Regions from separate parts of the Mus musculus genome. Here regions 1 and 2 are each linked to region 3. The links are chromatin loops, found by intact Hi-C in ENCODE. Cell type or tissue: left cerebral cortex. All regions are shown on one strand.

Region 1 (8,000 bases), 430 kb before region 3:
GGTACTGGTCTAACTGGGTATCTGCATGTAGAAGAATGAAAATAGATCCATATCTATCACTCTACACAAAACTCCAGTCCGAGTTGATCGAATATATCAACATAAAACCAGATACACTGAACCTAATAGAAAAGAAAGTGGGGAATAGCCTTGAACTCACCGGCACTGGAGAGAGCTTCCTGAGCAGAACACCAGTAACTCGGGCACTAAGATCAACGATTGATAAATAGGACTTAGGAAATGCTTCTGTAAAGGCAAAGGACTCGCTCAATAAGACAAAATGGCAACCTATACAATAGGAAACAACCCCACATCTGACAGAGGGCTAATAACCAAAATATACAAAGAACTCAAGAAACTAGATATCAACAAACCAAATTATCCAATTTAAAATGGGGCACAGATCTAAACAGAGAATTCCCAGTAGAAGAATTAATGTTCACCATCCTTAGTCATCAGGGAAATGCAAATCAAAAAGACTCTGAGATGCCATTTTAACACCTGTCAGAATGGCTAAGATCAAAACCACAAGTGACAGCTGATGCTGGCGAAGATGGGGAGCAAGAAGAACACCCCTCTATTGCTGGTGGGAGTGCAAACTAGCACAGCCACGATGGAAATCAATATGTTGGTTCCTCTGAAAATTGGGACTTGATCTACCCCTAGAATCAGCTATACCACTCCTGGGCATATTCCCAAATAATGCTCCACCATACCACAGGGACACCTGCTCAGCCATGTTCATTGCAGCTTTATAATAGCCAGACACTGGGGGGGAGGGAAGCCTAGATGTCCCTTAACTGAAAAATGGATAAATAAAGGGTAGTGCATTTATACAATGGAGCATTACTCAGCTGTCAAAATAATGACATCATGAAATTTACAGGTAAATAGATGGAGCTAGAAAAGATCATCCTGAGTGAGGTAACCCAGACCCAGAAAGATAAACATAATATGTACTCACTTATCAGTAGACATTAGCTGTTAAAGTAAAACACAGTAATGACACAACCCACAGACCCAGAGAGGCTAAGTAACAAGGAGGGCTCTAGGGTGGGACTCGTGGACCTCCCTGGGAAGGGGAAATAGAATATATTTCATGGGTGGACTGGGGGCTGGTGGGAATGGAAACAGGAGAGATCAGGTTGTGAGCAAGAGAGATGAAGGAGAGAGTAGTGGGGGAGATGACTGAAATGGACGGGGACTTGGGGGTGTGGTAGACACTTAGTGCAGTAGAAATTCCCTGAAATCTATGACAATGACCATAGAGAAATCTCCTAGTAGTGGAGAATACAGAGTTGGAATTCGTCATCTTCTACAATCAGGCAAGGCACCTAGAGGTGGGACTGGGACATCAACCCAGCCGAAAGCTTTGACCTACAATCTGCCCTGCCTGCAAGACTGTGCTGGGGCAAGGGTGGCACAGAACTTGTGGGAGTGGTCAATCCCTGATCCCACTTTTGGCCCATGCCACTAAGAGGGAGCCCAAACCTGACACTGCCTGGATGGGCAGGAACCAGAGGCAGGACAGCCCAGAACCCAGGATAGAACCAAACAGGGCTGTCAAAAAGATCAAGGAAATGATTTTTCTGCTATACTCATATATGGGTGCTTAGCCCAGTTGTCATCAGAGGGGTGTCACCCAGCAATGGATGGGAGCAGATGCAGAGACCCACAGCCAAACACTAGATGGAGCCAGGGGAACCCTGAAATGTAGGAGCCAGAGGGGTTGAGGACACACCGAGAACATGGCCACAGAATCAACTAAGTGGGGCTCACAGGGGCTCACAGAAGCTAGAGACAAACACAGACCCTGTATGGTCTGAGTTAGGTCCTCTGAATATGCCTTATGATTGTGTGGTTTGGTGGTTTTGTGAGACTCCCAACAATGGGAGTGGGGGCTGATTCTGACTCTTGCCTGCAGTTGGGACCACATCCAGCTGTGATATGAAGGTCTGTGCCCAGTCTTACTGTATCTTGTTAGGCTATGTTTGGTGGATATACTTGGGAAGCCTGTTTCCCTCTCCTCCTCCCCCTCCCCTCCCCCCTTCCCCCTCCCCCTCCTCCCTCCTCCCCCCCTCTCTCTCCTTCTCTCTCTTTCCTTTTTTGGAAGGGAAACAAAGGAAGACTTGATCAGAGGGAAAGAGGTGGTGGGGGAGGGACTGGGAGAAGTGGAGGGAGGGGAAACTGTGGTCAAGATGTAATGAATGAGAGAATAAAGGTTTAAAAGTTACCTTTACAGAGCCTGAGTGGGAATCCTGCCCCCCCAGGAGCAGCCTAGGCCATCCAGGGCCTGGACTCTGCTCTGTTTCTAAGTGTGGTCTGGGGACCTTGTTCACTTGAATGGAGAGGGCCTTTGGACAACCTGGCTACAATCTTGAGGCCTTCTCTTACATAACCTCCAGGGTAGGATGGTGTCCTCCTGTGAGCCTCTTTCCTCACAGATAACCTTGTTCCTACTTACCATTGGCACCATAGACAGGGTAGGTAGACCACTGCATCCTTCCTCCGAGGTCCCCCAGGCCCACTGTCCTGAATCCTCTCACCAACCTCACTGTCCCTTTTCCACTGGTCTTCATCTTCTGTCCCTCTGTCCCACACAAAGCCCACAGCTCTGGGCTTTGAGTACCCCATTAGAACTACTCAAAAGGGCCAGAAATAGCCCAAGACCAGGATGAAGCACCAGGATCGCTGGGAGTAAGAGGGTGGGATGGGGGTTTGGCATCAATTGCACACTTCAGAACCTACAGAGAACCCTCGCAGGGTCCTTGCATTCTGGGGTCGTCGTCGTGGACCTACCTCCCCATGGGTCTGTCTCCAGGGCCTGGTGTCTCTCTACACTGCCTAGGGGATACACATTGACCCAGAGCAGAAGATGTACAACAGCAGCTCTGGCCTTTCTCCTGAGGGCCACTAGAGATAGATGACTGATCTGAACAGCTCAGGTACCCCTCGCCCCACCCCCACGTAGCTCCCTGTTCTATCTTGTTTCTGTCCTTTACTTTTTTCTCAGCCACTCAGAGCTTTTTTGGTTAGTTTTGCTTTGTGGTACTGGATACAGGTGAGGCCAGCATTCCACCTTCAAGTTCTGGCCCAGTGCTCATGGTTTGGTAGGCAGCAGGTATGTGTTAGTTGGGTTACCTTGTTTGGACTTGGCAGACCTGCATCTTGGAGCTGGTGGCTTCCTGCACTGTGAACCAGCTTCCTCAGTGTTTTTTCATGATCATTTGGAATTCTGAAGGCAGAGTGACCCAGTGTTCACTTGTGTCCTTCTGCTCTGCTCTGTAAGGACAGCTGGGGAGAAAGGTCAGGGGGCCTTAGGGCCTTCGTGTCAGGCCATCTGCTTCAGGTCTTACTGAAGCAGCAGGCTTCTCCTCTTCCCCCACTCCAGGTGCTAGGGGCCATCAGTAAACCCATCTCTGTGAGCCCAGAGCAGTCCTATCTGGCCAGGACTTGAAGGGCCTTTACTGTTGTTTCCTGATCTGATACAGTGGAAGGAGAAGGAGCTGGTTTTACACTTCGAAGCAGAACCTTGGGATGCAGAGCAGGGGCGTGGGGCACCAGTGCACACGTGTCTTCTCCCCTCTTTCCTGGGCAGGGCTTAGCTGCCCGTTTGTTCAGTGATCTTTCCCTTCCCTCCTGTACGGAGACAGGGTCGGCTGTCCTCCTGCACAGGAGTCAGGGTCAGCTCCCCTCCTGCGCAGGGGTCAGGGTCGGCTGTCCTCCTGCACAGGGGTTAGTCAGTTCCTCTGCTCTCTTCTGTGCAGGGATCAGGAGTCAGACATCCTGTGCAGAGGCCAGAATCTGCTTCCCTCTTGTACAGAGATCAGGACCAGCCCCTCTCTTTCCTCCCAGGGAGGGATCAGGGTCAGTCCCCTTTCTTGTGAAGAGATTGGGGTCAGCTCCCCATCTGTGCAGGGTCAGGGTCAGCTCCCCCCAGCCTCAGTTTCTGCATAGGGATGGAAGCACTGTGCATGTGTGCTCTTCCAAGGAGGGAATGCTGTGACATCCCCTTGTGCCAGAGAAAGTGAAAGGCAAAGATCCTGAGTTTACCTTCCAGGCTCATACAACCCAAGCCCTGCGGTCCCATTGGTATCCAGTGGAATCCCTTCTCTTGCTCCACTCTCTTCCTCCTCACCTTTGCAAGGGGAAACGAGTCTAGCTCCCCCTGAGACTAGTCAGCAGGGGGCAGCAAAGCTCTCCCTCAAACAAGGGACTATGTTCCCTTTAGCCAACTCCAACAACCACTGGAGGAAGTAGACTCTGGGTGGCATGTGTGTGCAGCTCTCAGAGAAATACCTGGGGGAGGGGGAGGTACATGGGAACCCAGTAGGAGCTAAGCCAGGCAGACAGACGGATACAGGCCTGAATTTAGGGGTGTTTTTATAGATACATGTGATATATAAAATATTAGAATGTAAGGGATATATAAAATATCAACTATCATCTATTTTCTATCTTCCTACTTCTGCTACTCTGGAGGACTCCACTTAATACAGCTAGTGTCACCATTGCTTTGATGTTCAGCATTCTGAAACTTGACTTAATTTACATAAAGCACCAGGGCAGGTGAACTGAAACCCAGCACTCTGGTAGAAGTCAGAGCTGGGACCGGAAAGGCGGCTCAGTGGTTAAGAGCTTGTAATGATCTTGCAGAGGACTGGACTTCAGTTCTCAGCACCCTCAGGACCGCTTGCATCTCCAGCTCCAGGAGGATCTGACTCCTCTGTCCTCCACAGGTACCTGCATCCAGGAACCCCCTTCCTCCCCCCACCCCCCAAGACACATAACTAAGCAAATCAGGATTAGGTCAACCTTGGTAGACAGGTGACCAAGGGGTGGGGGCTAGAGAGCTAGCATCTTCACTTTTCTTTTTCTCTCCTCACATGGCACTAACTGAGCCTTTTCATCCACACACAAGAAGCAGAGAGAAGGAGAAGCCGGCCTGCAGTGATGCACTTCTGTCAGCCAGGCTCCATCAATGTTCCATAGCCTCCTCAAACCCTGCCACCAACTGGGAAACCACAGGTTCAAACACACGAGCCCATGGAAAACATTCTTCATTCCAATGACTGCAGTCGCCCTGCCAGTCAAGGGTAGATCTGACAGGGTTTTTTTTTTTTTTTTTTTTTTTTTTGTTCTCTCTTTTTTTCCTTTCCTTTCTTCGAGATAGGGTTTCTCTGTGTAGCCCTGGCTGTCCTGGAACTCACTCTGTAGACCAGACTGGCCTCAAACTCAGAAATCCACCTGCCTTTGCCTCCCAAGTGCTAAGATTAAAGGCGTGCACCACCACTGCCTAGCTTTTTTTGTTTTTTAAATTTTATTTATTTTATATATGTGAGTACACTGTAGCTGTCTTCAGACACATCAGAAGAGGACATCAGAGCCCAGTACAAATGGCTGTGAGCCGCCATGTGGTTACTGGGAATTGAACTCAGGACCTCTGGAAGAGCAATCAGTGCTCTAAACCTCTGAGCCGATCTGGCAATTCTTGGTAGTTGTTTTCTTTCATGTCCTTGCCAGCTGTGGACACATGCAGAGGGACTAGCTTGAGGTCATTTACTGCTTCTGAGGACTGTACAGAAAGGGTACCACTGCACAGGCCCCCAGGCATGATGAGGCTGTGTCTCACTCTGGCGGTACATTCACGCTCATGGCGCTTAATGCTCTTACTCCCTTTCCTGTACAAATGTGCAAGTCTCCTGGTGGTTAGTGAAAGCTGGTGGGTGGCCCTGAAGTCACCCCTGCTATGGCCAAACATGGACTAAGTGAGGCAGCTTCACACAGCGCCACCAGCCGGTGGTGATGCCCATGTGCCCAGCCTTGTGCCAAGTGATAGTCACCTAACGTTCAATTCTCCTGAGCCTAGATAGTGGTGGCTAATGCCTCCCCTCAAGGAAAGCTGAGGTTTCTAAAGGAAATGACTGACTCTGGGCTTGGGACAGGAGACACATTGTAGGGCAAGAAAGCAAGGACAAGGTCAATCAGGTCATGTCCCAGATCACTAGAGCAAGCTGAGAGTCCCCATGGCTATAGCCGGAATGACGGAGAGTAAAGTACCACAAGCCTGCCACCCAGGATGCCAGAGAAAGAGCCACAAGCCCAGGCCACCACAGGAAGTGGCTGAGTTAATGAAAGGGAAGAAAAGATCATCTCCCACACAGAGGAGTGCCACATGAACGTCACCAGTGCTCTGCCCTTGAGGAGGGGACTTGACCCCGACTCTTGGCCATGAGTTGTACATAGCAACTTCCATCTGGAAGAATTAAAACAAAAACAAAAATAAAAACGGTGACATTACTGTCCTTGTCTAGGCTATCCAAGTCCACAGCACCAGTGAGGAGTCAGGCTGATGAGGTGGCCTCAGTAGGAAGACAGTGGTATGCGACCTCTCTTCCTTCTCTCAGGAGCCCACAACCCCACCAGGAGGGACAGGCTGGACAAGTTCCACCGAGGGATGGAATTCCTGTTGGGCCTCACCCAGCATGTCTCAGGCTGTCAAGGACAATTTATGCAGAGGACTGTTACCTCCATGAGGAGCCCCAAGGAACCTGGTGCCTCAGTGCCAGGTGTGGTCCTGAGCCAGAAGGACAGTATGTAGAAACGGGCTCTGGGTGTTGTGTAGTCTTCTGTTCATTGTCAGCATGTATATTGGTTCCTGAGCTCTGACAATATGGCTTTCTCTGAGCTGCCCCAGTAGGGGCATGGGGCCAGAAGGGAACTTGGAACTGTATACCTAATTTTGTTGCAGATACAGAAATGGCCAAAAACCAAGTTTGTTCTCTATGTCATCTGTGTGCTGAGGAAGGTTTTGGAAAGGCAGGGAGATTACAGGGGTGTGGGAAGGGAGTCTGCAGTGGCCTTCTTCTGGCTGCATCCAGAATTCAGGAGTGGTTAACACCATTCACGAGAGGGCCATAGACAGAGTAATATTCTGTTCACAGAGAGATTTCAAATGACCATCATCGACAGCCACAGGTGAGCCATGCTTAAAGCCTGGGTGCATAGGAAGGTCTCTCATAAGCATCTGGGATCTCCATTTACAGTAAACGACACTTCTTAGCTCTGGTGTGACACATGGCTCTGTTTTATCAGAGGATAAACCTATCCAAGGCATCTCAGGAGCCACCCAATGACCTCATTCGCCAGAGAGAGGAAGAAGAAAGGGTCCTGGAGACGCCTTTGAGACAGAGCAGCAGACACTACAGAGGGTGAGCACACGGCTACCACGAAGGCGTTTAGGCATGGCTCTCTCCTGAGAAGCCCACATCCACATAGGGCACGTGCTGTCCTTTCCCAGAGAGCCCCTCTCGCCTCTGTGCTTATGATTAAAATTATGTTAAAGTCTTTTAATCAACCCCAGCCCTGCCTCACACTGGCTTGTCTTGAAGTTCTTTTCTGGGGTAAAGTTAAGAATCCTGCATTGTCCGAGTGGAGACCTCTGTGAGGCTGCTGTGGGTGGAAACAAGGGGCTAAGTCTGTACCTACACTCCACTGAGGCTCATCAGGCCAGTGCTGATGCCCAAAGCTTGCTGCCATTCTGCAGGCAGAAGTGGGAGGTGCATGCAGGCACAGGCTGAAAGCTACCCAGGTGGCCCCGGAGTCTCCTAACCACACATCTGGTATCACTCTGAGGTTCTGTTTCTGGTTCCGGGGTGCTCTCCTTGAGCACTCCAATCTGAGTGACTAGATCCGTCTCCTGCCCCAGTCCTTCTCCTGCCCATGTCTCTACGATGCTCCTTTTGGCTCTCCCATTCACAGCCATCTCTCTCCTGTGCAGTCATTGCATACTCAGTCTCTCTGGCTCACTTCCTTGTCCACTCTGGTTCCCTAGACATGCTGGCTGCTCCCCCACCCCACTGCCCCCGATGGTTCTTGCCCAGGCTGAGGACCAGAGCCTCTCTGGTGAGGACTTCAGTGTACCCTTGGCAACCTGTCCAAAGGCACCAGTCCAAGCAGCCATCTCCCCTCCTGCACACACACAAACTGTTGATCCTACC
Region 2 (8,000 bases), 110 kb before region 3:
GACTGCCAAGTGAGGGGTCCCACAAAGCTGCCAGCCCCATGCCTGTGGTGTGCTTATATAACAACTACTGGACAACTGAGAAGCAGGCTGGGTGCTGGCACTGGGAATGCAGCCTTACCTTTCCCTCGAGAAGGATCCCTCTCCTCTAGGATGACCCGTTGTCCATCCAGACTTGAGATAGGGGCACCAAGATCCAGGGGCTCCTTCTCCCCGCTCTAGAGGCAGAGATGATGCACTCAATCATTTACCCAGATTGGAACTTTCTGGAATAGTTGTTTTTAATCCAGCCACTGACAGTAAGACTAACCCAGGCTTAATGGAGACTCAATCCAGCTGGCCCCGGGGTCAGGTCACCCAGCCTGGCTGACCTGTGGGAATATGGAACCCTTAGAAGCTGGTGGAGCAGGTCTTTCAAAGGTCACTCAAAGGGGAGGCAGAACGTCCAAGGGCAAACTGGGAAGTCCTGAGCCCCAGAGAAAAGGTCAGTACGCATGTGTCAACACCCAATAACTTCTTCATCCGGCTTCTGCTTGAACACTGCTCATAGTCTCCATGATGGCCAACCTAAAACCACCATGCTGTTCCCTAAACTGCTCTGCTGGGAACCCTAAAGCAGGAAGCCATCTTAGCTCTAGGATGAGTGGCTGGTGCTCTAGATGCTCAGATGCTCTGCCCTCCCTCAGGCAGCCTTGCTCTGCTCTGCCCTTGTGACTACCCCAGCTCTAAAGAGGAGGAGAGGAGAGCATCCACCCTGGGTGCCAGGCTGGGTTGGTCTCTGTAGGCAGGTTTCTGAGCTCCAAACTGGAGCTCACAGTGGGAAGTGGTATTGAGTTACACCTGAAGCTAGTGCCACCTGAAGCTGGAGCCTGTGCATAATTAAGTAGGTGCCTCTAGTTTACTTCAAAGCTTTTAAACAATTCTGAGGACAATTTCTTAAAAATTTAAGAATACTAGAAATCACAGCCCAGTATAGTGATGTATGCCTGCAATCCCAGTACTTGGGAGATATAGGCAAAGGATAAGGAGTTCAAGGGTAGCCTGGGCTACATGAAACCCTGTCTCAAAAATACCAAAACAAGGTAGATGGTAGTGGCACATGCCTTTAATCCCAGTACTGTAAAGGCAGAGGCAGATGTGTCTCTAAGGCCAGCCTGATCTACAGAGAAAGTTCTAGGGCAGCCTACAGTTTCTGTTTCTACCCAGAGAAACCTTGTATCAAAAAACAAACAAATAAAATACCAAAACAGCTTGAGGAAGCTCTGGGAGATGCTATTTCCCAAGTCACTATGAGTCCACACTGCCTCAAGGCCAAAGGCCAGAGCCCCATCCTAGCTACTGGTCCATGGAGACAGGAAGGGACAGGGAAGGCCTGTTGCCCTCTTCCTCAACTTCACCCCCAAGCCCAGTGTGCAAGTGCATGTGAAACTGCCGGTGTGTCAGTGTAGGTGACAGCAGCAGTTACCTGTGCCCTGGCAAACTGCACATCGTGTGCTGGCTGTGCAGTTTGCTTTTCACGCCTGAAACCATGGAGATGCTTCAGGGTGTTTCCTGCTTCGGTTTGGGTCACCGGAAGTAAATACCAACCTTTCCCATAATGAATAATGTGCAAATAAATGAGACAGAGAAAAGAGGAGGTAGAGGCAGGTGCTGTCCCTAACCTAGGGAGGACAGTGACATGAACTGAGATGTAGAGCGGAGATATGAAAGGGTAAGGTGGGGTATAACCCTGGTGGTGGTGCTCAGACTCCAAATGACACTTACCAGTCTCACCAGCAGGCTACCCAGGTCCAGGCCATATTTGGCCACCACGGGCCGCAACACTTCCGTGACTGGCTTGGTGGGCTTGGCCTTGAGTCCCACTGACCGGTTAATCGGAACGAGATCCAGCCTGGAGGTAGGGCAGGGAAATATTCACAAAAGAGCCAGTTCTGGTTTCACCACGTCTCTAGAGTCTCCTTAACAGAACAGGACCCCAGGGATGCAGGCCCCCCTTGGCAGGAGCAGTCCCCTGCATGTGGAAATAAGCCTCAGACACCCTTCTGAGATTTACACCTGGGCCAAGGGCTGTCTGTCTGTTGTCCTCAGTTTTCATGACGGAGGACTGAGCAGTCAGGCCTCTGCCTAGAATCCTCTGGGTAGAGACTCTTGCCTCTTTCTCCACTATGATGGAGGGTTAAGCAGCCCATATGTGGTGCCTTCCCCGTTGCCAAGACTCTGGCGGGGCAATGGCATTCTTTTATGGCCTGACATGGGACAAGTACATGCTCACATTAGAAAGGAATACAAGTCCTGAGGCTCACACTGTGGAGACTTTGGAAATCTCCAGAAACCTGTGTGCGGTTTTCTTACCGAAACAAAGTCCGCTTTTCCAAGCGTAGGTCCCTGGTGGCCAGGATGCTGCTGTCCTGATGCAGCACAAGAGGCTGAGGAACAAAGACACCAGAGTTAATGTGGGAGCACGTGGGCTTGACATGTAACAGCACACAGCTGCGAGAACAAAAGACCAGGGCAAAATTAGCCTGACACCCTCTAGACACTGGGGTGTGCTGCCGTGCACCCACCGACCCCCTGGGAGCCTCCACCTGCAGCTGCTCTGCCTCACGGGTGGTAGTGGTGGTGTCAGGAGTGGAGCACTAACAAGGCAGGAGGAAGGGAGCAGACAGAGCTAGGATACTGGTGGCTCACTCACTCCTGCATGGCACAGTACCTTGTCTCCGCCCACCAGGAAGAGGTCCACAGCAGCCCCATTGATGCCATGCCGTTCACACAATCCAGACAGAATCTCTTTGATGGAGAACCCGGACTTGACAGCAACCACACAGGATGTCCCGTCTGGGAGGTGGACACAGCAATGTTTGGCAGCCTTATCTTTCTCGAGTGCTGAGGTCCTACAGGCCTCTGACTGTAGGGTAGGGAGACAAGTGTCGGTGTCTGGAGGTAAGGGAGTCTCTCAAGGAAGATTCAGACAGCCTAGTCTCATGTGCCCAATAATCTGCCTGTTCCCCATGCAGTTGCACATACACAGAAATTCAGAATCCACCACAGGGCATCCCCTGACCCCAGAGCTGATGGTGTGGTAGGGTTTGGAGGCCAGGGCCAGGGAGAGTAGGGATCTCTCTCAACTATGGTAACTATATGGCTTACAACTGGAGCATGGCTGCTGTCCTGCCAGATGAGACTGCCCAGCATACTACTGTGCTGGGGCCCACCTCAACTCTGGAACCTGAGGCTGTGATGATGAGTTGCCTATAGACCTGCAGGCTGTCCTGACCCTCTGGTTACAGCATTAGATGCCTGTCCTGAGGACACAGACAGACCTGTGAGGCCTTTACAGCCATTTCAGAACTGTTACTGCTTCCCCCATTGTCTGAAAAATTTTTTGTCTTTGCTTGTTATTTCAGAAAATGGGTGGGAGAGGGGGACTAGATGCAGATGGCCCACGGACTCACTGTGGCTCCTCCCATGAAGTGGCTGTAGAAGTGGCAGAGCCAGTTCTCACCCTAGCCTCCTGGTCACCATGGGGAGGAACCTGGGCTGGCCACTGGATGGCGACAAAAACATGATCCTGCTGGCCCCTGAGCCATAAACCTATAGTTCTCTGTGAGCCATGAGGCCAGAGGACTGGAGGCCCAGGTGAGACATCCTCCCCAACCCCCAAGGCACATGACCACCACCCTACTGACACACAAGTACAGGCACTTTATGTTTTCCAAAACTAAGCTGGGGTACTGGGCAGCAGTAGGTAACCAACTCATCATGGCCTTGATAGGGTATTTGGAGAAAGAAGAAATAACCACCTATGTTAATGCTAATTGTTGATGGATAGGTTCAGATGTCACAGTACTGACAACCAACAATGTTTCCTAAAATTCTTATCAGGCAATGGTTGACAGAGTAGCAAGTCTTGAGTTTTACCCAGTTTCCCTCACAGCAGATTAGCAAAGAGCAGGGTAAGCAGGGTGCCTTGAAGAGACCTGCAGGACTCTGCCAGGCTCTTAAGTAGTAGGCGGCCAGCTCCTAGGAGCCCAGGGCAGACACAGACCCTGGAATGTCAGAGTCAACAGGAGGTCTGAGCATCAAGCTGAAGACAAAGCCCTACTTCAAAGCTACTGTGTACTCTTAGTGGGGGTTCAAACAGTTTAACTAAATCAGAACAAAGGCATCTAAGAAATAATCTCAAGGCTAATTTTAACCTTTCCGCAGTACACTTCCCCACCTACTAAACAGTTTTTCCCGCTGCCCTAGGAATCCTGGGCTGGGACCCAGGGCCAGTGTCCAACCCTGGCACACTGTTCATGAACCGAATGCTGGGTGTTTAATGAGCCAGGCTTCACCTACCAGTAAGTCAGCCTACGACCCTTGCAATGAGGGGAGGTGGCCAATGAGGGAAGACTCACCAGGTCTAGGCTCCCCGCAGAAGATACAGAGCCTTGGGACTCCCGACGGCAGAGGCCTCCATTGGCATGAGGGGCATCTTGAAAGAAGGGAATGACCAGGGTGAATCAGAAGCCACCGCATCACATGCCCTCACTCAACCCCTATCTCACCCCTCAGATGGATAGACATAATACAGTAAGGACAGAGAGAAAGCAAAACATGAGAGGCCCTTCCAGGCACCACCTGCTCCACTGGGGTTTAGTCAAACACCTCCCTCACAGCAGAGGTCAAGGGTCAGGGTCACCAAGGAGGTCACCACTGTGGGGGCCCTGTAGGACCTGAGACATTGCCAGGCACTAGAGCAGGGGGCAGTGCTGTGCAGCCCAGGCTCATGTCCCTGGGTGGACATGTCTTATTTGAGCCATGATTTCTATCTCAAAGTGCTATTTTGGGTCTGAAGAAGCCTGTCCCTGTGACCAGCTGGCTACTCATTTTACTAGTAACCCATTTTCCATCTTCTTCCTCACAAATCCCATTCATAGCCAATAGTCCAAGTCATTAATTGTTCTAACCATGATCTAGGCCAGCCTACATACGATGTAAGGGCCTAAACACTGTTTTACCCCAAGTCTGACACTCAGGCTCCTGGATCCAGTGACCTACTCTGAACAAGTACCTTCTCGGGCATCTGTAGACCCTGTACCAGGCAGACAGAGTATCTGAGCTCTGCTGCAGCCCTCTCCAGATGACTGCAAGTCTGCCAGGTATGGGAGGCCTCCATGGGACGCACACCCCATCTCCAAGTCCCCATCCACCAACACAATGGCTGACGCACATGCATTGGCACAGGCAAGAAGCTGTGCCTGGCTACGGGGACAGCACATTTGTGTTTGTTTCTCTTTGCTTGATTCTGTTTTCCAAGTTTCCTACTGAAGCACCTGCAACTTTCATAGCAAGAAGAAAAGGAGCCCAGTCAGCCAGACACGCTGCATCAAGGAGTTTCCAGAAGGTTCTGGAGCAGGCCTGCTTCCTAGGCTGGCTCATCCCCAACTCTGCTGGATTCCCAGGATCTGTGACATTTCTTCATCCCTCCAGATAACTCCGCTGTATCTCTGCCTGCCCACCATGGCCTCTCACGTTACCACAGCAGTCCAGCTCCCGCCCACAACAGCATGGTCTGCATTCACATACCATGGGCATGGTCACCATGGTCCTTCTTCTTCTGGGACCGCCCCGTGCTCCTGCTCCTTGACCAAGAGAAAAAGGCCCCTCTGCGTTTTTTCTCACTATCCTCCTCCCCAACATCTTCATTCAGGGATCGTCCTGATTTTGATTTTCCACTTAACTGTCACCAAATAGAAACATCAGTTAAGACACTAAAGGGGCTCAACACAGAGCTCTATGAGTAAGGATTCTGAGGAATCAGGTAGAATCTTCAGTGGGTCAAGGGCACAGTCCTCTCTTTCACCACCGAGGTAGCCAGGGGTTAGGGGATCAGGAAAGGGTTCAGGAGTATCTGTGTCCTACAGGCCCCACCTTCTGCTGGTGACAGGATGTGTGGTTACAGCCTTACTCTCACCCCCACAAGGGCTAGCCCAGCACCTTTTTTGGTGTGGACACATTGGAGTGGTCAGAGCTGATGCTGTGCTTGGAAGCTGGGCTGCTGGGGACCTGCTGAGAGTCCGGGAGGGTACGTCCCTCCACCTCTGCCAGGACGCATTCTTGGTACAGCTGGGATTTCAGAAAGCGAGTGTAGCTATCAAACTTCATCAGGTTGAAAATCTGTGGAGCAGATGCCATGCAGTATAGTCACAGAAAGAACGGTAACTCCTTAGGTCCTAGGCGGTATAGGAGGTCTGTACCCATGAATGAGTGACATTTTGGAAGGGTGTCATTCCTGCCAACCCTCCCTTGGGCCCCAGGGCACTCAGATGTTAATTAACTCTCCAGGGACCCTTCTGATCCCTGTCAACAGCCTCTCCTTTGTCACTCTTAGTAAGAGCAGAGTCATAGGCATAGGCACAGCCAGAAGGGCAGGCAGACTCAAGACTGTGGCTGCACCCTTAGCAGGCCTTCACTTCCTAGGAACTTGGAAGGCAGTTGTCTCAAGGGTAAGTGAGGCCTGGGGAAGCTCTGCTCTGTTTTAAGCTAATTCCTGCAACCTAGCGGCACAGCAGCTGGCAGGGCTGGGAAGTGTGTTCTGGACGGGTCAGATCACATGCTCTTCCAGAATTAAGACACAAACATGTAAACAGGGTTCCATGTGCATCCTGTGATCCGGCAGAGGCTGAGGCACGAGTATGTGAGCTTCATGTCAATGGTGGTGAAATTACACAGTGAGATCCTGTCTCAAATGACAATTGCTGCTACTGCTACTAAGCACGTAAACATGTAAGTATACAGACAGGTCCACAGCATTCTGGATGTACACTAGTGTGGCAGCGACGTGTGCTCATAGAAAGCTTTCTCTGGGCTGGGATAATGCAGTTATCATCCGCTCTCAAATGCTGGAAGTGACACCGAACTTGCTCAGAGTCAGCCCTGCAATCATCAAAGACCACTGACCTTCCATAATGTGCTGTTGTGGCCACGCTGTAGCTGTCATGTTCTGTAGGTCAAGTGTGTCCAATGTGCATACAATTTTTTTATACTTATTTATTCATTTACTTATTTAGTGAGAGAGAGAGAGAGAGAGAGAGAGTGTGTGTGTGTGTGTTGTACACCCACCATGGTCCGTGTCTAAAGAGTACAACTTATAGAAGTTGATTCTCTCCTTTCACTATGTGGGTCCCAATGATCAAACTCAGGTTGTCAGGTTTGGCGGCAAGAGCCTTTATCTGCTGAGCAGTCTCACCAGCCCCATAGACTTTTGAAAAGTAATATTGTCCCTTACTTCGGTTGACAGTGGGTACATGGGGCTATCTGTGGCAAAGGCTTTATTGTTCCTCAGATCTACTGAATCCTTTTGAGACTGGAGCCCAGTGGTCAGATGGGCTTGTCACCATGCCCACATGACCAGCAGCCCCCTTCCCAGAAGGGCACGTGCTACTCTGAGTGACTCTGCACCCCCAAGCCTTGGCTGGAAGCCCCATGGAAGACTGTCTGCAAAGTCACCTGGAGCTGTTGTTCCTTGAACATGTCAGGGTGGGGTGCATTGAGAATGTCATCTGCCAGCTGGGCCTGGCTGTCAATGTTGACAGGAGTGGTGGCTTTGCTGCACAGGAATTTACTGAAAATCTCCCGGGCCCTGTAAGAGAGCTGACAGGTAGAAAGGTCTGAGCAGATCTGTAGACACACCCACTGGACACACACTTCCCACCTGTGTCACTCAAACATTCCTAAGGCTGACTCTGCTTCGGGGCTGGAGAGCTGAGTCACAGGCCCTGTCTATAGTCTGGCTTATGAAAGTAAATATAAAAGAAAGAGCCAGGAGGAAACTCCTGAATCGGCTCCTCTACAAATTTCTAAATGGCTGCAAATTTCTAAATGGCTGCTTTGTAAGGGCCTCAGAGGAGGATCTGCCAGCAAAGTGTGCACGACAGGGGAGGGCAAAAGTGCACAATGCTCAGAGCACAAGACACAGGCATGAGGCCACTCTGTGAGGACAGCTGTTACTTTGGGGG
Region 3 (8,000 bases):
GGCTGCTGCCCAGGACAGACTGTGGTTCACCAAAGCAGAGGATGGCCTTGGGGAATAGCATCAAGGGCCTAGAGGGCTCCACCACATAGCATGACTGCATCAGAAAGCAGAGGCAGGTCACACAGAACAGAGCAGACTGCTCTGAATGAATAGCAGGCACCATCAAGCTACCTGGGGACACAGGGAAGGTGAAGTTTACCACCATTAGTGCCATTTCAGCCTTCTATACTGGCTCCTCCTCTCCAGAGAACCCCTGCCCCTGCATTCTCTGCTTCACTTAAGCTGGCCAACTCCTTGGAGAAATGAGGACTGTCTTGTCTCCAGTGTGGGGGCCTCATGTTGTATTCCAACAAATCATGGTCCATGGGACCTAGCTACCTGGTCATATTTCCTTTAAGTCAGAACCTTAATATATAAACAGCTCTTATAGAAAAGAAAAGACTGCTGTGAAGTCAGGAATGGGCAGATAAAGAACTGATCAGCTATGAGAAGCCATGGTCTGCATGTGCTTTGTAAGTTGTGAAGTGCCATGACTCCTACCCCTAGACTGCAGTGGCTGATCTTTCCATGTACTCTCATCTCCTGGCTCACAACCACCTCTAGGAATGGAGACAGAATCCCTCCCCTAGGACTCTGAGGGAGGCTTTCAAGATAAATAATGAATAATACAGTTAGACAAAGGGAAGCTAAGGAAAACAACCAGCGGTGCCTCATCTCCCCCAGAAATCCCTTCTTCCTCCAGCACTGGGACAGGATGATGGGGCGTGAGAAAGCCAGGCAAGCCTTTGCCATCGGTGCTATCTTCATGTGTTCATGTCTGTTCCTGCAGGCAACAGACTTGGTCTCAACTCTCTCCTCATCAGACAGAGGCTTCCATGTAACACCAGTTACAATAAATGACTCTGATGCCAGCAAGCCTAAGCAACTGCTAGAGCCGCGGGTTTCTGCTTTCAGGCTCAGCTGTGGACCAGCACTGGGGGTCAGAAATGAGCCATGGACAAGACAGGTTTGAGGCCCTCTCTCTTCTTCCATGGCCCTTATAAGTCAAATCAGTAGTTAGAGATGGAGTTTTAGGGTCTCACAGTCTGTCCAAGGTCTTGTCGGGCCTTATCTCCCAGGGGCACAGGATTCATGGGCCAGGCAGGGGTTCCCCTCCCTTTCTTGGGGCATCTCTTTACTGATGAGGGCATGAGAGCTCTTTTCTTCCATGGATTCTGGCTGGGGACCTTACAGATATGCCTGCAGAGCAAGGTCTGAACCAGCCTCCCTATCTTCCCAACTCACCAGATGAACTACTAGTACATCTGTGAGCCCCAGATAGCACCTCCTATCATGGGATCTGAATGCGATCTTAGGCAGCCCCAGGCCCAGACTGTCTAGTCTGCCTTTTGGGGAAGTACTCTTTACTGTCTGACCTTGATACTCTTCAACTTCTCCTGTGACATGCCCCTCATAAGGGCCTCGTGCACACAACCTTCACTTTATGTTTTGACCTTCATCTTACCCTCTCTACTTTTTTGTGCCTCCAAAGTCCACAATCTCTAGCCCATCCATGATCCCTGCCCTGCACTCGACTCTACAGAGAGGTCAGACCCACCACAGCTACTCCATCCTGAATGCCAGGGATGCTCCAGGCTGTGAACTGTGTATCAGTTCCCCCAGGCTCTCCTTTGGCTGCAAGCTAGGACAGTCAAACTGAGAGGCAGCAAAGTCAGATACACAGATGGGGAGACCCCAGCCTAGAGTTGTGTGCTGCCTGGAGAGCCCCCTAAAATCCTATCTTACCAACCCTGAAGCTGGCCCTGGGCTGGGCTCACCTAGTTCTCGTAGTCTCAGGGTATCGGGGTGAGCCAGGCCTGGGAGTCAAACCTCCTTTTCACTCTAGCTTCAGTTTCCATACATGAAACAGGAACCCCATACCCTGCCCAACTTGGGTACTTGTGGTAGGTGGGACAGGCAGAACCAAGCCTAATTGGTGCCCTGTAGTCCCAGTTGAGGAAGCAGGGTCATAAGATCTGATCTATTTGTCTACTGCTGGGGCGTCACGGCAGGTAGGAGGCAGGTCTAATGTCAGCCTTAGAACCATCCTCACAACGATGCTGCTCCAGCCCTAGTCCCACAAAGTCTATCTGAGGATGCTCTCAGCCTTGCCACTTGAGAGTTAATGATCAGTTCTTTTGCTTGTGGGCCTCAGTTTCCCCATCTTCCCAATGGTAGGCTACACAAACGGTTTTGGAAGGCAATCTTGCCAAGTGGAGTTCTGACAACTAGCCCAGACGACACACACCCGCCCTGCCTCAGAGCACAGAGTGCCGAAGAGTGGAGCAACCTTGCCCGGACCCTCTCGAGACCGTCCCACGTGCTCACCTGTACTGGAAGGTCATGTTGGTGATTTTGATCTTGATCTCCTCGCCTAGCCGTCGCTCCCCAGTCATCTCAAAGAGCTTGCTGGCCATCTTCTCGTACACCTTGGCATTGCGCTTGGTCTGCTTGAGCTCATCAAAGAACTCCTCCCAGACCAGCATGAGGCCGCGCATCTCTGCATCTGTCCAGTTGCGGGCCCTCCGATGCTTCTCCGTCTGAGGAGACACAAGGTAGCCAGGCACTTCGGCTGCTGCCATGTTGGAGGCACCTGCAGGGTTAAGGATGGCACTCAGGCAGGGCCTCAGGCCTGGCCAGCGCACCATGGGCGAGAGGCAGTGCGCTTGTTCACTCGCTTGCTCGAGGCAGCTCCACGCTCAAAATGGGGCCTACATCTGACAGGCAGGAATTTAGTTAAAAGCTTTTAAACGGGAAACGTCATTTTGATGTCATGTTTCCATAGCAACAGAGCAACTGCATAAGCTACAACAACAGAAACCTTTTAACTGAAAGCACAGGAATCAGGGCCGCACTAACGGGCCATCAATATTGCAGTGAGAGGCTGTACCCAAGCCCACTGTGGCTCCCAGCCCTCCTCCCACCCTGCTGGCCCTCTAGGCCCCAGAAGAGACTTGCTTTCACTGTGCCTGACAGGCTCCTACATGGGCATCTAGGCAGTAGTCCCTACCTCAGCCCCACCTGATTTATATAGGTTAGAGTCCAGGGAGGCCCAAGATGGGCAAGTAGTATGCTGAGACATAAGGTGCAGGGTTACAAAGGAGGTGGAGGCCCTGATACTGCCTTGATGGCTGTTCGTGTGGTGAGGTCCTTGCTGAGAGGTCACCCTCTTCTCAGAGGCCTGCCAAGCTTTACTGAAGCCGGTCCTCATAGGGCCCAGCCTTCTCCCCATTGACTCTGCTTCTCTTGTTTAACTAATGCAACCCCCTGGGTGTCAGGTTGTGTGGGTGCTGGGAAGCCAGGCAAGTCAGAGCTAGACCTTGCCTAGCCATGCCGGCCTGAAGGACACAGATGTTGACCTTCAACATGGGGAGAAGCATAAGCACAGCCCTGACGGAAGGGGCAAACCGAGCTGAGCTGAGGAGGCCCCTCAGCTGAGGAAAAGTGGCTGCAGTCAGAGGGTAACTTCAATGTCCTGAGCAGGGCTAGTCCTCAAGAGACACAGCAGTGTTGGGGTGGGGACAGGCAAAACATCAAGAGGAAGGGTTAATATGCCCACAGGGCTAGGCAGGGACCTCAGGCTGAGGAGGCAGCAGAGCAAGAATGTAGAATGTGGAATCCGCAGAGGGGAAAGTTACCACAGGGCATCAATAGCTAACATCTGGAAGGCAAGTCACAAATGAGACTACATGGACCTAAGACCCTCATGCTAGGCTGGCTGTTGTGGACACACAGTCTAGTCTGATCCTAGACTCTCTGGGCCCAGTACTCTATTGGTAGTCATGCCTGGTCTCCAAACAACTAGTTAAAACTCTCTGGTCAGCAGAACAACAGTGGTCTTTGTTGGCTTTCCCCCTGCCTGATCAAAGATAGGAAGAACTTAGACTGGAGAAAGCAATGTCTCTGGGCTTCCTGTGTCCACTGTAAGGAGCATAGTCAGTAACTTACTGGGTAGGGGGAGTGACCTGAGTTTCAATCCAAAATTAGAAATGAAAAGGAGGCAGAGGGTTGCCCCTGGAGGTCTTGCTGTCATTTCATAGGTTCAGGTGAATGTCAGGCTTCCTCTCTGAACCTTGGGAGTCATTTTGGGACTTCCTACTGCTGAGCTAGCAGACAGATACCCACGATTGTTCCATTTCTCCTAAAAGAGTACCCAGAAGGTCTGCAAAAACTCCTCTTCCTGCCAAAGTCAGATAGATACTGAGCATGCCAGGCATACTACTGGCCTGCTGGTTCATTGCTGCCCCCTAGTGCTGAGCATGGAACCTGGGTCTGGTTCTCAGAGCTCAGTGCCTAGAAATTACCTCCTTCCTCCAGGAAGGACCCCCTGTTCTTTAGGCTCAGAAGATTGATCCTTGAGGAGCAAGGAACTAGGAACCTGCCCTACTGCCTCCACAGACAGCATCTCCAGCTAACAAGGAAAGACAAGACAAGCACAACCTGGGGCCTAAAAACTCAGTATGTATATACTAGGCTGGCCCTGTCTCTGCCTCCCGAGTACTGGAATTAAAAGTGTATTGTCACTATGCTTAGCTTCAAGCTGCTAGCTTTTAAACCTAGCTCTGTGTGACCTTAGCAATGGATTCCAGCCTCAGTGTCCTCATCTCTAAAATAACAAGAGCCGGCTAAATGACTATAAATGACTTAGCAAAATGTTGGCCTAAGGGATATGGGGAGATCCTAGGTCCTCATCCGCCATCTCTTAGTCCTTTCTACAAATTTCCTTAGAGTGTCTGGAGTGTTCAAAGCCAGACCAGTGGCTATCTGTTGGCTAATGGATATCACTGCCATTACTCAAGGTCCTATAGTTAGATGGCTGAAGAGGAAAGATCTATAACAGCTGCTTGCCCAAGTTCCAGGATATAGAAGGCACCAGAGCCAGCCTGGCAGGAGCTACTCCATACCAACATAACACTTTGGTTGACACCTAGATGGGGGTAAGATGGGCTCCCACCTCCTCTTCTCAGGCATGTGGGCATCAGCAGTCCCAGGTACAAAGTGGCCTTTGTGGAGGCACCTCCTAGAGCAGAGTCCTTGCCTGGCTTCCATGGACAAGAATGAACAGGTGTTTGTCCAAGCCTCAGCTGCCCCTACCTAGGGTGGGACATTTCCTATTTCTATTCAGGGTAGAGTTCCATACCTTGACACAGCTGCATGGCCTGCTAGGACCCTCAGTTGTCACAGGATGAGAAGGCAGGAGGCTGAGGACTAGGTCCCCAGTAGAACCTGAAGGGAAAGGGGGCAGGTCAGCTTTAGAAAGTATCTCTTAAGAGAGGCCAGGCACTCTGAATGGGGTCAAGACTGGTTCTGTTGTGAGCTGGCGAAACCTACTTAGGCTCCCTGGGTTTGGTTTCCCCTCTACATAATGAGTGTGGGGCAAATCTGAAACTTGTATTTATGGAACCTGTTCAGGATGCAAGAAACCAGGCCTGACTAGGGTGATAGCAGCCAAGCTCAGCCTATATTGATAGAAGCCAGAGTAGAAAATGACCAGTTTTAGTGGGATGCCAGGTAACTTTTGAGAGAACTGAGCCTGTACTGGTGGGAGAAATTTAGGGGTTGAAGACTTGACAAAGGCCTGGAAGTGTATGAAATGTGTGTACATGTGACAGTGGCTAAGTACAGCCTTGACTAAGGTAGTAGGACATGGGTCTAGGAAGCTTTGGAGCACTAAGGCGTTTGAACTGCTCTGGGTGGTTAGTGAGGCACAGCTTATCTCTGTGGTGGGTAGTGAGAGGGATTATGACCTACCTTAGAATTGGATTGTCACAGCAATTCCTGGGGCCTTACAACCTAGCCTGGGATAGAGGCCTGGGCAGCTAGGTAGTTTAGCTTGCACGTTAGACGTTGCTATCACACGTCAATAAGGAGTCCAGACTCTTAACCTTTGACACTCTGCCTTTGTGGCCAGCTCTTCCCACCCCAGCTATGTCCCAAATGTCCACCCTGAGCTTGAAGTGAAGCAGGCATCTCTTTCAGGACCACAACATGGAGGAAGATGAGACTCAGGCTTTCAGGGCTAAGGATGTGTGTGGATCCCAGGAAGGTCTCAGTGATTCTCAAGTACCTGGGTCCACCTCTGCTCATGAGCCTTCCCTGGGCTACCCAAGTAGGTCTTCTTGATTTGGCTGAGCTTTGCCACCTTGTATGGAGGTGAGGCTCACATCCTAGGAAGCCTGGATATAACTCCAGGAAACTTGGACCCTGTCCACTCAATATGTGGACACATATGGCCACAAATGGCACACATACCATGACTACCCATCCCCGTATTCAACACAATCAGGCTGCTTCTTCAAGCTCCTTCAGAATGCTTTTTGGAAAAACTGGAGACAAACACCACAATGAGGCTGAGGGGTACCTCAAGTCATGTGCTCCTACATTCCCCAGGCAGGAGGGCTGGACTTGCTATGGTGAGGGCTTGCGTTCTGCTTTAGTGGCTAGAAGGAATAATGTGCTGCCAATACCCCAGGGAGGCTTACCTTATCCTTTCTGGAATACCACCCATGCCTGTTAGGTCAAAGGTCTGGCTATCCACCAGGAGGGCAGGGGTACTTCATTTTCCTGAAGTGAGCAAAACTCAAGTGTTGATGAAGATCTTTTTGTTTTTGTTTTTGTAGACAGGGTTTCTCTGTATAGCCCTGGCTGTCCTGGAACTCACATTGTAGACCAGGCTGGCCTCAAACTCAGAAATCCCTCCCAAGTGATGGGATTAAAGGTGTGTGCCACCATGCCCGGCGTTGATGAAGACCTTAAGGGCAATATCACCGTAGTCCTAGAGAGGACTGCTGAGGTAGATTCAGGGAGTTGAAGCAATAACATCCATGCTGCCATCAAATGCTTGAGTTACTGGGCAAAGACCTAAACATGGTGGGGCACCTACCAGGCCCTTCCTGCCAAAGGTTCATTATCTTGTACAGAGAACAGACCCTGTGCCATGTCCTAGAAGGGATAGTGGCATGCACTGGGCTCTATAAGACTCCCAAGAGTTATCCTGGCACTAACGTCAGGGTCTGGTGGGTTGAAGGATCAGGTAGACAACTCCTGCCTCACAACTGAAACTTGACAGGCCTTTAGAAAGTGTTCCCCAAACAGCCTTGTTCCTGCAGGTTGGTGGATGAAGTACCTGCATTTCAGGTTTAGCCCAGATACTAAAGAAGGGACCTGGTAAGACAGGCAATGTCATAGACAACCTAAAAGAAGTTGTAACCTACAAAGGACAGGGTAGGTGTTGCAGACACAGCAGGACAAAGGTGGTAAGACCAGTCATGTTGAAGGGCAGAAGAGGATCCATGTGGATCAGGAGCATGTCCAGAAAGGCAGAAGGGCTGGTGGAGAGCATGCAAAGACTCCAAGGACTACTAACTGTGTCCTGTGTGAGGACAGAGCCTCACCACCCCTCTAGAACCCTGGAGCAATGTGTGGAAGCTGAAACAATACCTAGGATCTCACACGACAGGCTTAAAATGCCAATAACTATGAGAACTTGGCACACCATATCTCCCAGACAGGGAGACCACTTCAATAGGGTCTGCGAATACTCCTAGGCCTGGTCCCAATTCCAGGCACACAGTCTCATTCTATACCTAGTATTGCCTGATCTTTACAGTGTCAAGATGGCTGCTGGTAGTATCCTTGCCCCACTGGAGATAAGCAGGATGCTCTCCTCAAATGCTAGAAAGGAGGTTTTATAAGTAAAGCAAGCCTCAAACAGCAACAACAGGTGGTTTAATCGCTTCTTTAATTCAACTGTACAATATCTGCAATTTAAAAATTTTAAATATACATTTCATGTCAGTCCTTCCTTTTGGAAATGGACAGCCAGGTCTAGGCTGGGCTCCGGGGCACACCCATCACAGCCCTCCTAGTTCCCAGTGAAGCCCATGGCATACAGCAGCAAGGCTTGGACAGGAGCCCCCTAGAATGCAGCCAAATCTCTGCAGATAGGTCTCTGCCACCTA

What was found. Peaks named below come from ENCODE experiments on the same cell type or tissue, not always from the same donor. Only the 100,000 strongest peaks of a DNase experiment are listed, where the experiment ranks them.
Region 1: it touches region 3 in a loop (2.6-fold over the local background); 2 of 42 quality-filtered maps call a loop at or near these places.
Region 2: a loop joins it to region 3, with 4 times the contacts of the local background. A loop is called at or near these places in 18 of 42 quality-filtered maps.

The regions. Positions count from the first base shown.
Region 1 is chr5:35,345,189-35,353,188 of GRCm38, reverse strand. No RefSeq gene overlaps it. Among named protein-coding and RNA genes, the nearest start is that of 4930478P22Rik, 12 kb to the left of the region's middle. In left cerebral cortex, CTCF peaks have their summits at 1,663 (motif pointing right) and 4,179 (motif pointing right); DNase peaks (open chromatin) are centred at 1,655 and 4,214.
Region 2 is chr5:35,020,751-35,028,750 of GRCm38, reverse strand. It overlaps Rgs12 (regulator of G-protein signaling 12), which reads right to left. Exons shown (of 17, transcript NM_173402.2): 7 at 7,492-7,635; 8 at 5,980-6,159; 9 at 5,569-5,722; 10 at 4,398-4,474; 11 at 2,708-2,902; 12 at 2,350-2,423; 13 at 1,762-1,888; 14 at 119-215. It overlaps Mir3097 (microRNA 3097), which reads right to left and starts at 7,702; the gene lies at 7,636-7,702. In left cerebral cortex, a CTCF peak has its summit at 3,539 (motif pointing right); DNase peaks (open chromatin) are centred at 3,543 and 7,688; H3K27ac peaks cover 1,748 bases.
Region 3 is chr5:34,912,283-34,920,282 of GRCm38, reverse strand. Htt (huntingtin) reads right to left here. Exons shown (of 67, transcript NM_010414.3): 67 at 7,749-8,000. It overlaps Msantd1 (Myb/SANT-like DNA-binding domain containing 1), which reads right to left and starts at 4,368. Exons shown (of 3, transcript NM_207277.1): 1 at 2,368-4,368. The coding sequence starts at 2,687. In left cerebral cortex, a CTCF peak has its summit at 4,289 (motif pointing left); DNase peaks (open chromatin) are centred at 2,832 and 4,278; H3K27ac peaks cover 575 bases.